2 separate regions of the Homo sapiens genome follow, and region 2 is linked to region 1. Evidence: read pairs that join two places in POLR2A ChIA-PET (ENCODE). Cell type or tissue: PC-9. All regions are shown on one strand. Each heading gives the region's core, and the rest is flanking DNA. Links, peaks and the distances in the headings are about the cores only. Region 1 holds the start of LINC01356 (long intergenic non-protein coding RNA 1356). Region 2 overlaps LOC124904342 (a long non-coding RNA gene).

Region 1 (5,376 bases), core at 1-5,000:
TGCTCCACGGTGCTCAGTCCCATCGACCACCTAAGGGCTGAGGAGTGCGGGCGCACGGCGCGGAACTGGCAGGCAGCTCCACCTGCAGCCCCGTGCGGGATCCACTGGGTGAAGCCAGTTGGGCTCCTGAGTCTGGTGGGGACGTGGAGAACCTTTATGCCTAGTTCAGGGATTGTAAATACACCAATCAGCACTCTGTATCTAGCTCAAGGTTTGTAAACACACCAATCAGCACTCTGTGTCTAGCTCAGGGTTTGTGAATGCACCAATCGACACTCTGTATCTAGCTGCTCTGGTGGGGCCTTGGAGAACCTTTGTGTCTATACTCTGTATCTAACTAATCTGATGGGGACGTGGAGAACCTTTGTATCTAGCTCAGGGATTGTAAACGCACCAATCAGCGCCCTGTCAAAACAGACCACTTGGCTCTACCAATCAGCAGGACGTGGGTGGGGCCAGGTAAGAGAATAAAAGCAGGCTGCCCCAGCCAGCAGTGGCAACTTGCTCCGGTCCCCTTCCACTGTGGAAGTTTTGTTCTTTCACTCTTTGCAATAAACCTTGCTGCTGCTCACTGTTTGGGTCCACACTGCTTTTATGAGCTGTAACACTCACCGCGAAAATCTGCAGCTTCACTCCTGAAGCCAGCGGGACCACGAGACCACTGGGAGGAACGAACAACTCCAGATGCGCCGCCTTAAGAGCTGTAACACTCAACGCAAAGGTCTGCAGCTTCACTCCTGAGCCAGCGAGACCACGAACCCACCAGAAGGAAGAAACTTCAGACGCGCCACCTTAAGAGCTGTAACACCGCGAGGGTCCGCGGCTTCATTCTTGAAGTCAGCGAGACCAAGAACCCACCAAATCCGGACACAACTCCCTTTCTCCCTATCCCTAGCCCCTGGCAACCACTAATCTGCTTTCTGTCTCTATGGATTTACCTATCTTGGGTATTTCATGCAATGAAATTGTTAATGGAAAGGAGTCCTGACCCAGAGCCCAAGAGAGGGTTCTTGGATCTCGTGCAAAAAAGAATTCAGGGCAAGTCCATAAAGTGAAAGCAAGTTTATTTAAAAAGTAAAGGAATAAAAGAATGGCTACTCTATAGACAGCACCCTCAGGGCTGCTGGTTGCCCATTTTTATGGTTATTTCTTGATTATATGCTAAAAAAGAGGTGGATTATTCATGCCTCCCTTTTTTGGATCATATAGGGTAACTTCCTGAGGTTGCCATGGCATTTGTAAACTCTCATGGCACTGGTGGGAGTGTAGTAGTGATGACCAGAGGTCACTCTCTGGGCCATCTTGGTTTTAGTGGGTTTTGGCTGGCTTCTTTACTCCAAGCTATTTTATCAGGAAGGTCTTTATGACCTGTATCTTATGCTGACCTCCTATCTCATCCTATGACTTAGAATGCTTAACCATCTCAGGAATGTAGCCTAGTAGGTTTCAGCCTTATTTTACCCAGTCCCTATTCAAGATGGAGTTGCTCTGGTTCAAATGCCTCGAAATTATCGCACATACAATTTTGAACCTTTAGTTTCTGGCTTCTTTCACTTATATATTTTTAAGGTTTATCCACATTGTGGGATTTATTAGTACTTCATTCCCTTTTATAGCTGCATAATATATTTGTTTATCTATGCATCCATTGATGGACATGTGAATTGTTTGCAACTTTTGGCTACTGTGAATAGTGCTGCTGTACAAGTGTTTGTTTGAATACCGGTTTTATTTTGGTAATATACCTAGTAGTGATATAGGCATTAAGAATAAATTATTTAGGCAGGTAAGCTACAGGAGTCCTTGGTAAGGTTTTCCTTTTAATGAAAAACAGCCCCCAGATAATTTTCTTTTGTAACAAAGAACATCCTGTAAAATCAAGCTGCAAACATAGACAAGCAAGCTGGAAGCTTGCAGGGGTGAACGCCAGCAGTTGTGGCAATAGGAAAAGGCTACACCTGGGACTACGCATGTTCAAAATGGCGGCTCCATCTTCCCTTCTCTTTGCTAGCCGCGTGTGTAGTAAGGAGCAGGCAACATGGTGCCAGCCAGGCAAAGATTCTATTTGCATAATAAGATTAGGGTGGAGAAGCCAGCTTACCTGGCGTGTTATGTAAACGTCACACCTGGTCCAACCAATCTTTGGACCCTATGTAAATCAGACACTGCCTTCTTAAGCCTGCCTATAAAATCGGGTGCACTCTGCCCCAGGCTGGAATTCCCATTCGAGCGCCCCACTCTCTCATGAGAGACCTTTTCTCCCTTTTTTGCCTATGAAATCTCCTCTCCTAAACTCGCTCCTTGCGTGTATCCATGTCCTTAATCTTCTTGGCACTAGACGAGGAACCTCAGGTATTTACCCCAGAAAACGACGCTGCTTCAGTAGCAGAATTGCTGCATCATATGGTAATTCTTTCTTTTTGAGGAACCACAAAACTGTTTTCCACAGTAGCTGCCCTATTTTACATCCCCATCAGCAAAGTATGAAGTTTGAATTTCTCCACATTCTCACCAATACTTTTTTCCTTAAAAAAAATTTTTTTGTAGCCATACTAGTGTAACCGAAATGTGGGTAAGTTGCTCCCACATGCTAAAAAAAAAAAAAAGCCGGGCGTGGTGGCGGGCGCCTGTCGTCCCAGCTACTCGGGAAGCTGAGACAGGAGAATGGCATGAACCCGGGGGCTGAACTTGCAGTGAGCCGAGATTGCGACACTGCACTCCAGCCTGGGCGACGGAATGAGACTCCATCTCAAAAAAAAAAAAAAAAAAAAAAAAAAAAAGATTATCTGTATATTCTCTTCTAAGAGTTTTACAGTTTAGCTCTTTGTTATTGATGAATTTTAAGTCAATTTCATGCAAATTCATTCTTCTGCATATGGATACCCAATTGTCCCACCACCATTTTTTATTTTTATCTGTTTAATTATTTTATTTATTTTGAGATAGAGTCGCCCAGGCTGGAGAGCAATGGCATGATCTTGGCTCACTGCAACGTCTGCCTCCCAAGTTCAAGCAATTCTTCCTGCCTCAGTCTCCTGAGTAGCTGAGATTACAGGTGTCTACCACCACGCCAGGCTAATTTTTGTATTTTTAGTAGAGACGGGATTTCACCATGTTGGCCAGGCTGGTCTCGAACTCCTGACCTCATGATCCGCCCACCTCGGACTCCTAAAGTACTGGGATTACAGGCGTGAGCCACTGCGCTCGGCCTATTTTTTTATTTTTTGAGACAGAGTCTCGCTCTGTCACCCAGGCTGGAGTGCAGTGGCATGATCTCAGCTCCCTGCAACCTCTGCCTCCCAGGTTCAAGTGATTCTCCCTCCTCAGGCTCTTGAGTAGCTGGTACCATAGGCGAGTGCCACCACACCCTTCTAATTTTTGTATTTTTAGTAGAGGGGGGTTTCGCTATGTTGGCCAGGCTGGTCTTGAATTCCTGACCTCAGGTGATCCACCTGCCTCGGCCTCCCAAAGTGCTGGGATTACAGACATGGGACACCGCGCCCAGCCTCATCCTCCAGTCTCTACCCTTCTTCAATCTCTTGTGAGAATTGAGGGGAAGGGTAAGTGAGGGGGTGAGTCCTGGAAGGGAGGAAGACAGTGAGAGAAGGGCAGGGTCCTGGCAAGCAGTAAGTGCTCAACAGATGTTGGTTAATTTGCGCCTGACTCAGTCTCTCCCATAAACTTGAAAGCTCTTTGAAGGCAGGGGCCTTGCCTCATACTTTTTCAGTATTTCTCAAAAGTCCTGGACATCAGAGACCACCCCATGGTTATTTGATCACTTCAACACACACGTTGGTTATGCGGTCACAGCGGCTATTATGATAAAAACAGGCTCTGGAGTGTGACTTCAAATGCTGGCCGCTGACGAGCTGGGCTGTCTGGAAAATTACTTCACCTCTCTGAGCCTCGGGTGCCTTATTTACAAAATGTTCATGGCAGGGCCCACTTCACAGGGCTGTGAGGATTACAGAGGATAATCTGGGTGAGGCGCATCAGCCCCAGCGCCGCCTGCCACAATTCTATCCGGCCCCACATATGCATCGTCCATAAGCGTCCGGCCCCTGCATTCTCGCTTTTCCACGTGGCCGAGGTGCACACCCCAACCCACTGGGCCAGTCTCCCCGCCCTCTTACCTGCTCTTCTTTCCCGACTCGTCTTTAATACCCACCAGGAGCCAGTCGCCGCGGGCCTGGCTCTGTGGTGGCAAGTTGCATGGGTTCTCCCATCAGGACCTCCCGATGAGCCTACGAGGTCGGTTCTATTACTGTCGCCACTTCAGAGGGAGGAAACAGGCCCGCAGGGTTGGGGAACTTCCCGAGGTCACTGAACTGGTGTCAGGCCCAGATTGGAATCCAAACACATCCCAGCCCATGCCCGGCTCCCCAGCGCCGGCTCCCAGGCGTCTTCCCGGGTGCCAGCGGCACCCGCATCCATTCAAATGCTGCCCAGTCCCCGCTCCTCAGTCGCTTCCCTCTACTACGCGCCCGCATCTCCCCCCGACCCCTCAGGGTCAGGCCTCTCGGTGGCTTTTCCTTTTTCTCTTCCAGAAACTAAGGGGTGAGACCGACGTTTGTGTGCCGGACGCGTGCAGGTGGCGGCGACGCTCCCGGGAGACGCGGGGGGAGAACCAGTCTGTGCGCGCGGCTGTGAGAAGCCCCGACCAAGCTTTCCACGCGCTTGTTTCGGGCAGCAGAGGACGCGAGGGCCGACTGCGTCCCCAGTGCGCAGGCTCGGCCGGGGGCGCGTAATCAGGCAGCCCAGCGGTCCCTTCAAACCGAGGCAGGGAAGCTCTACGTCTTGGGGGCCGCATGGTGCCGAGAGCGCAGACCAGACCCGCCCCGCCTCTCCGTGCCACGCACGCGCTCGGCTCCGCGCTTAATGGTTAGTTGGGTAACAGCCCGCGGTGCCCTAGTTGCCCGGGTGGGGTCGGAGGGACCCTCGCGGGAGGGGAGACCACGTCTCCAGGGGGTGGGAGGCGGCCTCACTGAGGGCTTCGCAGGCAGCTGCGTGACCTCGGAGCGCGGCGCTAGTGGAGGGGCGGCCAGGTGGTGTGGCCACCAGCTCCCGGAGAGGAATGTGGCCAGGTGACCTGGGGTAATCACTTCATCCTCACAGGAAATGCTTTTTTTGTCTGGAAGAATAGTGACTGGGCTGTAAAAACAAATGCCCCTGCCTTCAGGCTCTCTGGGCAAGATATACCCCCTTGGGAGGTGACTGGGGCTGAGCCGAGGTGGGGTTTGTTTTGGGGATTGTGGGGTGCCACCTGTAACCTTCTAATCTTTAAACTCTATTTGTTCCTCTTCCTTTAATTAAACCTGACAAATAATTTTCCCCAGTTCGTGATTCCCGTGACCCATGACTTTGCTCTGCCCATAG
Region 2 (5,376 bases), core at 266-5,265, 53 kb before region 1:
AACATACCATATACTACTGGTTTACAGAAAGAAAAAACTATGCATGTGATCTAGAAGAGTTCTAGCAAGAGACACTTGATTCCTAAGAAAATCAAGCTAATTGTTATAAGCACATTACTTTTTCTGCTTCTCCAAGAGTTGCATTCTGGTGAAAGAGAGGTGAGTGTGACATGGAACTCAAGAGCACAATAGTCTTGCATCACTATTTTGCTGGTGCTGGACCAAAGCTGTGAAGTGTAGAGTCCACAGGCCACCAGTGCTGGCCACCTGTGCCTTCTTCTTGCAGGCAGTGCTCTTGGAGACAGCATTCCTGTGGTTCCTTTCTAATCATCATTCAGCTGCAAGTATTTACCTCAGGAAGCCAGAGTGTTCAGCTCTCAGCCGCTCACCCACATCACAGTGTTGTGTTGTTCTTGAGCGTTATCTTATTGAGATCAGCATCAGAAAAAAGAAAATACAAGGCCAGCCATGGTGGCTCTTGTCTGTAATCCCAGCACTTTGGGAGGCCAAGGCGGGCGGATCACCCGAGATCGGGAGTTCGAGACCAGCCTGACCAACATTCAGAAACCCCATCTCTACTAAAAATACAAAATTAGTCAGGCATGGTGGCGCATGCCTATAATCCCAGCTACTAGGGAGGCTGAGGCAGGAGAATCGCTTGAACCCAGGAGGCAGAGGTTGTGGTGAGATCACGCCATTCCACTCCAGCCTGGGCAACAAGAGTGAAACTCCATCGCAAAAAAAAAAAAAGAAAAGAAAAAGAAAAAATATAGTGATAGACAAAAAGAGGTGGAATTTGCTTGTCCACGTGGCTATCGTTTGTTCATTCACCAACAGATATTTATTGGACACTTAGTATATCCCAGGCATTGTTCCAGACTTTGAGAATCCAGCAGTGAATAAAACAAATGATATGTTTTCACAAGTATCTTACATTCTAGTAGGGAAAAATAGATGATGAACAGTAAGTTATTAAGAAAACAGTAGTTTTCAGAATAGAGCAATGGATATAAAATCAGCCTTCATTCATTCACCCTAACTATTTTTTGTAGCATGTATGTTTTGTGCCTGGCTCCATTAGCTGGATAGAGGGCATAATGCAGTGAACAAAATATAGTTCCTAGCACCCACAGCTTCTAGTGTAGTGGGGAAGATATGTAGTAACTTCTGTGGTGTGGTAACACATGGCAAAACCTAATCCAATCTTGGGAGAGCATAAAAAATCAAAAATTATGTTTTTGAGCAAGTTAATCTATCTGATCTTTGATAAACATGATAAAATTATTTTGAGGATTACATGTGAAAGTACACAGCACACCATTGAGCACATAGTAACATTAATATATTAAGTGCATAGTCATTGTAAAAATCTGAATCTCCTTGAACATTCTGCAATGCAGTGTAGCAAGTATCAGTTAGGTCATCAACCAGAACAACAATGAATAAAGAACAGCTAGTGATTGTATAGCTCATCCAATTTTACAAAGGCCTTTCAAATATATTCTATCATCTGATCCTGCAAAATCCTAGGGAAGTGAGTATAATTAAAGATACTGACTCTTTATCTGGGCCTTCATCTTGGCGGGTTATCCTCCCCTGCTGTCAGGGAGCACAAAGCGGGACTGCAGACAGCTTAACTGCTAGAGCTGAAGGTTGTGCTGGATGGAAGCTTTGGAATCATACAAGAATGCAAGAGACCAAATCCTGGGTGAACCTGAGGGGGAATAATGGCTAAACCAATCCCTGAGTTCTGCACCAAAATGTGTAAAATGGTTCCTGTCCCCACAAATTTACAATCTGATTCTGTCCCTTGGCTTCAAAATGCATAATGTGATGTTTTTTTCACTTGTGGATTTCCTTTCCTAATATGCTTTACTGATTCCAGAATTAAAACTTTGCATTTCCTGAGCTTACTCTGGCCAGATCCCAAGAGGAAGTGGCCAGAAGCCATTAAGAGGGCCAGGAGGGGAACTGGACCGGGATTAAAAGTCACCTGGTGTGCTGACAATCTGTATGTGCGTAATTGTCAACAGAAGGTTTAAATGGTTATAGTCTTTGTGATTTATCTTTCTTTTCCTTTCTCAACACCCTTTTTTGTCTCCCGCTTCTAACCACCTTGAGGCCAAAAAAGAAAAAAAAAAAAGGCCTGGGTACTTTGGTCAGGCTCTATTTGTATATGCTTTTTAGAATGGGTGTTGTACAAACTTGATATCAATGCTTTTCGCTTTAAATTTCAAGTACTATCTCAGTTCTTACATGCTAAGAATGAGTAACCAGGCCTGCAGTAGGTTTTCTGAGCTAGGTACTTTGATGGGGCTCTCCCTGTGCACTAGCCCCTCCTTCCCACCCTTTCCTACCCCCGACATGCCACAGTTGCCAAATCCTGTAGATTCAGCTAGCTTACTGTTTCTCCTTTCCATCCCCTCCTCTTCGTTTTTCTTGCTATTGGCTTAGTTTCCAACAGCTTCCCTCTTTTCTCACTCACCACTTCGGATCGAGCCTCAACAGTGCTGCCAAAATAATTTTTCTAGAAGGGCCAAATTTCTCCATGTTTTGTTTTGTTTTAACAACAATTTAAAAAAAGCCTATACCTCTTTTATAACTACAAACAAAAGCAATAAAGATAAAAATAATACAACTCAATCTAATCATGTCTTTTTTTTCTGCTTAAAATACTGTAGTTTGAGGATAAAGTCCAAACTCCTTGGCTTCTGGCCTCACAGAGCTCTCCGTGATTTCCTTCCTCTGTGAAGGAAACTCCTGAAGTTTCCTTCAGCCTTATCTCTTACCACTCCTCAGCCCACACCCTGCTCTCCAGGCCAACTGCATTTCTTAGGGCTGACCTGTACCTGAAAGCCCCGCCCTTCTTTTCCCTCTGCACCAACACCTTATCCTCCGAAATTTGGAAGCCTTACCTGATCCCACAATTTCATTTCAATTGCCCTCTTGACTGAAGTGCAGTTACAATGCAAGTCTTTCAAATCTCAGGTCTCAAATCTCAGGCCACTTACTAGCTCTGGGTCCTTAGGAAAGTTACTTAATCTCTAGGCCTTGGTTTCCAGATCTGTAAAATGGAACTAATAATAGAACTTAACTTACAGGGTCGCCATGATGATTAAATCTATAAAACCCTTAGCATAGTGCCTGACATGGAATAAATGCTCACTGTGTATTAATTTTGCTTACTCTTTCACAGATACCACTATTAAAGAATAGTTTTCAAAATGATAAAAGCATAACTCACACAGAGAATGAACATACATTTATTTAAATCATGAATTAAGGAGGAAACTAGTAGGATTTTATAACTGTTTAAAATGGAATTTTACTTATAAAACTGCCTTTGCCAAATTATGACTGAGACAGCCAAAGAGATCTAACTTAACAGACTCCATCTTGCTTCTAACCTCCAAGCTGTCCTTGTTCATTCCTGGGTATAGGCCGAACTAACTTTGGGAGAAGCTTAGTTTATAGTTTAAACAAAGACAGCTCTTTCCCAAAGCAGACCTCCTTTTTGCCTGGGGACTAGATTGCCTTTGTAGGACTAACATTAGCCACAAGATTAGAAATTGTGGTTTAGGAGTCATGCAGCTGGAGGCTACAAGATTCTGACCCTTCCTAAACTGCTCCTAAGATCAGTGCTTGAGATATTTTGCAGACTCGGCACTTGATGGATCATCTGGCACCACCCAATTGAAAAACTGGCTCAACTGATCTTGTAGCCCCCACCCAGGAAGTGACTCAGTGCAAGAAGACAGCTCCGACTCCCTACGATTTCATCTCTGACAAATCAGCACTCCTGGCTCACTGGCTTTCCCCCACCCACCAAGTTATCGTTAAAAATTCTGCTCCCTGAATACTTGGGGAGACTGATTTGAGTAATAATAAAACTCTGGTCTCCAACACAGCTGGCTCTGTGTAAATTACTCTTTCTCTATTGCAATTCCTCTGTCTTGATGAATGCTCTGTCTAGGCAGAGGGCAAGGTGAACCCCTTGGGCGGTTTGTTCTGTACTGGACAAAATGTATTTAGTTGCATTGCCATGAACAGAGTTGTTTGCATCCTGCATCCAGCTCTAGACAGAAAACATCTACACCATCATCAGGCCTCCCCATTAACCTTCATTTCTACAGAGTTATAAAACAGTCCAGCACTTTTGTAGGGTAGAATTGTAACACACATCATTCCATTGAAAGACACCCAGTCATTACTTGCCCATTTAAAAGTCTTTCACAATTTTTCCTAGCACTGCAGTGCATTGTACATGTTAGTTTGCTCTTCTAAATCCCTACGAAACTGTGAACTTCTTGAGATGAGAGGGAACCACACACAAAGTATGCCATGTGATTTTAGGGCCTGGGGAAGCTTCTGCAGGAAGTGGCATTTCAACCAGGTAGAGAAAAATAGTGCTGCATTTCTCCTGGAGAAAAGCATCCAGAGAAAGCTATGTAGGAACCATGGTAGAACTGACAGCCAAGCATTGTTAAACACAGACTGTGTGCCAGGCCCTGGGCTAGGTTAAGATAAAAAGCTGAATAAAGCCTGGTCTGTATTTTTAAGAAGCTTTAAATCTGTTGGTGGCATGAAAAGGAAATCAGTGCTTACAACATAGCATGATGAGGACCCTAAAAGTCCACAGGCCAAATTTCGGAGACTGAAGTGAACAAAGGCAGAGTGTTTCCCAAGCCCAAGTCTGATGAAGGGCAGAAAACAGAGGAGATCCCAGTGGGCCTGTGGGCTACTGAATAGGAAAAGCAAATTATTTTTCTCTATACTCACACTGAACATAGAACACTCCTGTGATCAAATGTGTAGGGATTTTTCTCCACATCAAGCAATTCTCCAATTTTCTGCAGACACCGAGAGTCTTACAACTAAACTCAATTCTGATACTATCTACCTAGGTATAGTGTCAGATCACACAGATTAAGGACTCAGTTCCAGGCCAGGCGTGGTGGCTCACGCCTGTAATCCAATCACTTTGGAAGGCCAAGGTGGGTGGATCATCTGAGCTCAGGAGTTCCAGACCAGCCTGGGCAACATGGTGAAACCCCATCTCTACTAAAAATACAAAAAATTAGCCGGGCATGGTGGCGCACGCCTGTAATCTCAAATACTTGGGAGGCTGAGGCAGGAGAGTTGCTTGAACCCAGGAGGTGGAGGTTGCAGTGAGCCAAGATTGCGCCACTCCACTCAAGCCTAGGTGACAAAGTGAGACCCTGTCTCAAAAAAAAAAAAAAAAAGACTCAGTTCCACACGTTCACACTCCAACTGCAAATAGTAGACCTTCATGTTACTCACAACTTCTGTCCAACTTAGCTACAAATTAGAGGTTTTACAAATTAGACCCTTTCTTGGGTTCAATCACTTGCTAGA

Evidence for each region. ChIA-PET counts read pairs that join two places held together with the same protein. Peaks named below come from ENCODE experiments on the same cell type or tissue, not always from the same donor. Only the 100,000 strongest peaks of a DNase experiment are listed, where the experiment ranks them.
Region 2: POLR2A ChIA-PET joins it to region 1 with 15 read pairs; 9 of 35 experiments call an interaction of 5 or more read pairs at or near these places.

The regions. Positions count from the first base shown.
Region 1 is chr1:112,849,185-112,854,560 of GRCh38, reverse strand. It overlaps LINC01356 (long intergenic non-protein coding RNA 1356), which reads left to right and starts at 3,918. Exons shown (of 7, transcript NR_103746.1): 1 at 3,918-4,881. LINC01357 (long intergenic non-protein coding RNA 1357) reads right to left here and starts at 4,704. Exons shown (of 2, transcript NR_189282.1): 1 at 4,134-4,704. In PC-9, for the core only: no CTCF peak of the experiment used is centred there; DNase peaks (open chromatin) are centred at 2,120, 2,670, 4,160 and 4,780; H3K4me3 peaks cover 3,534 bases; H3K27ac peaks cover 3,443 bases.
Region 2 is chr1:112,902,568-112,907,943 of GRCh38, reverse strand. All of the region lies in intron 1 of LOC124904342 (a long non-coding RNA gene), which reads right to left. Among named protein-coding and RNA genes, the nearest start is that of MIR11399, 23 kb to the right of the region's middle. RefSeq lists enhancers at 1,221-1,780, 3,583-3,877, 3,784-4,715, 4,716-5,376. In PC-9, for the core only: no CTCF peak of the experiment used is centred there; DNase peaks (open chromatin) are centred at 2,823 and 3,713; H3K4me3 peaks cover 1,804 bases; H3K27ac peaks cover 3,663 bases.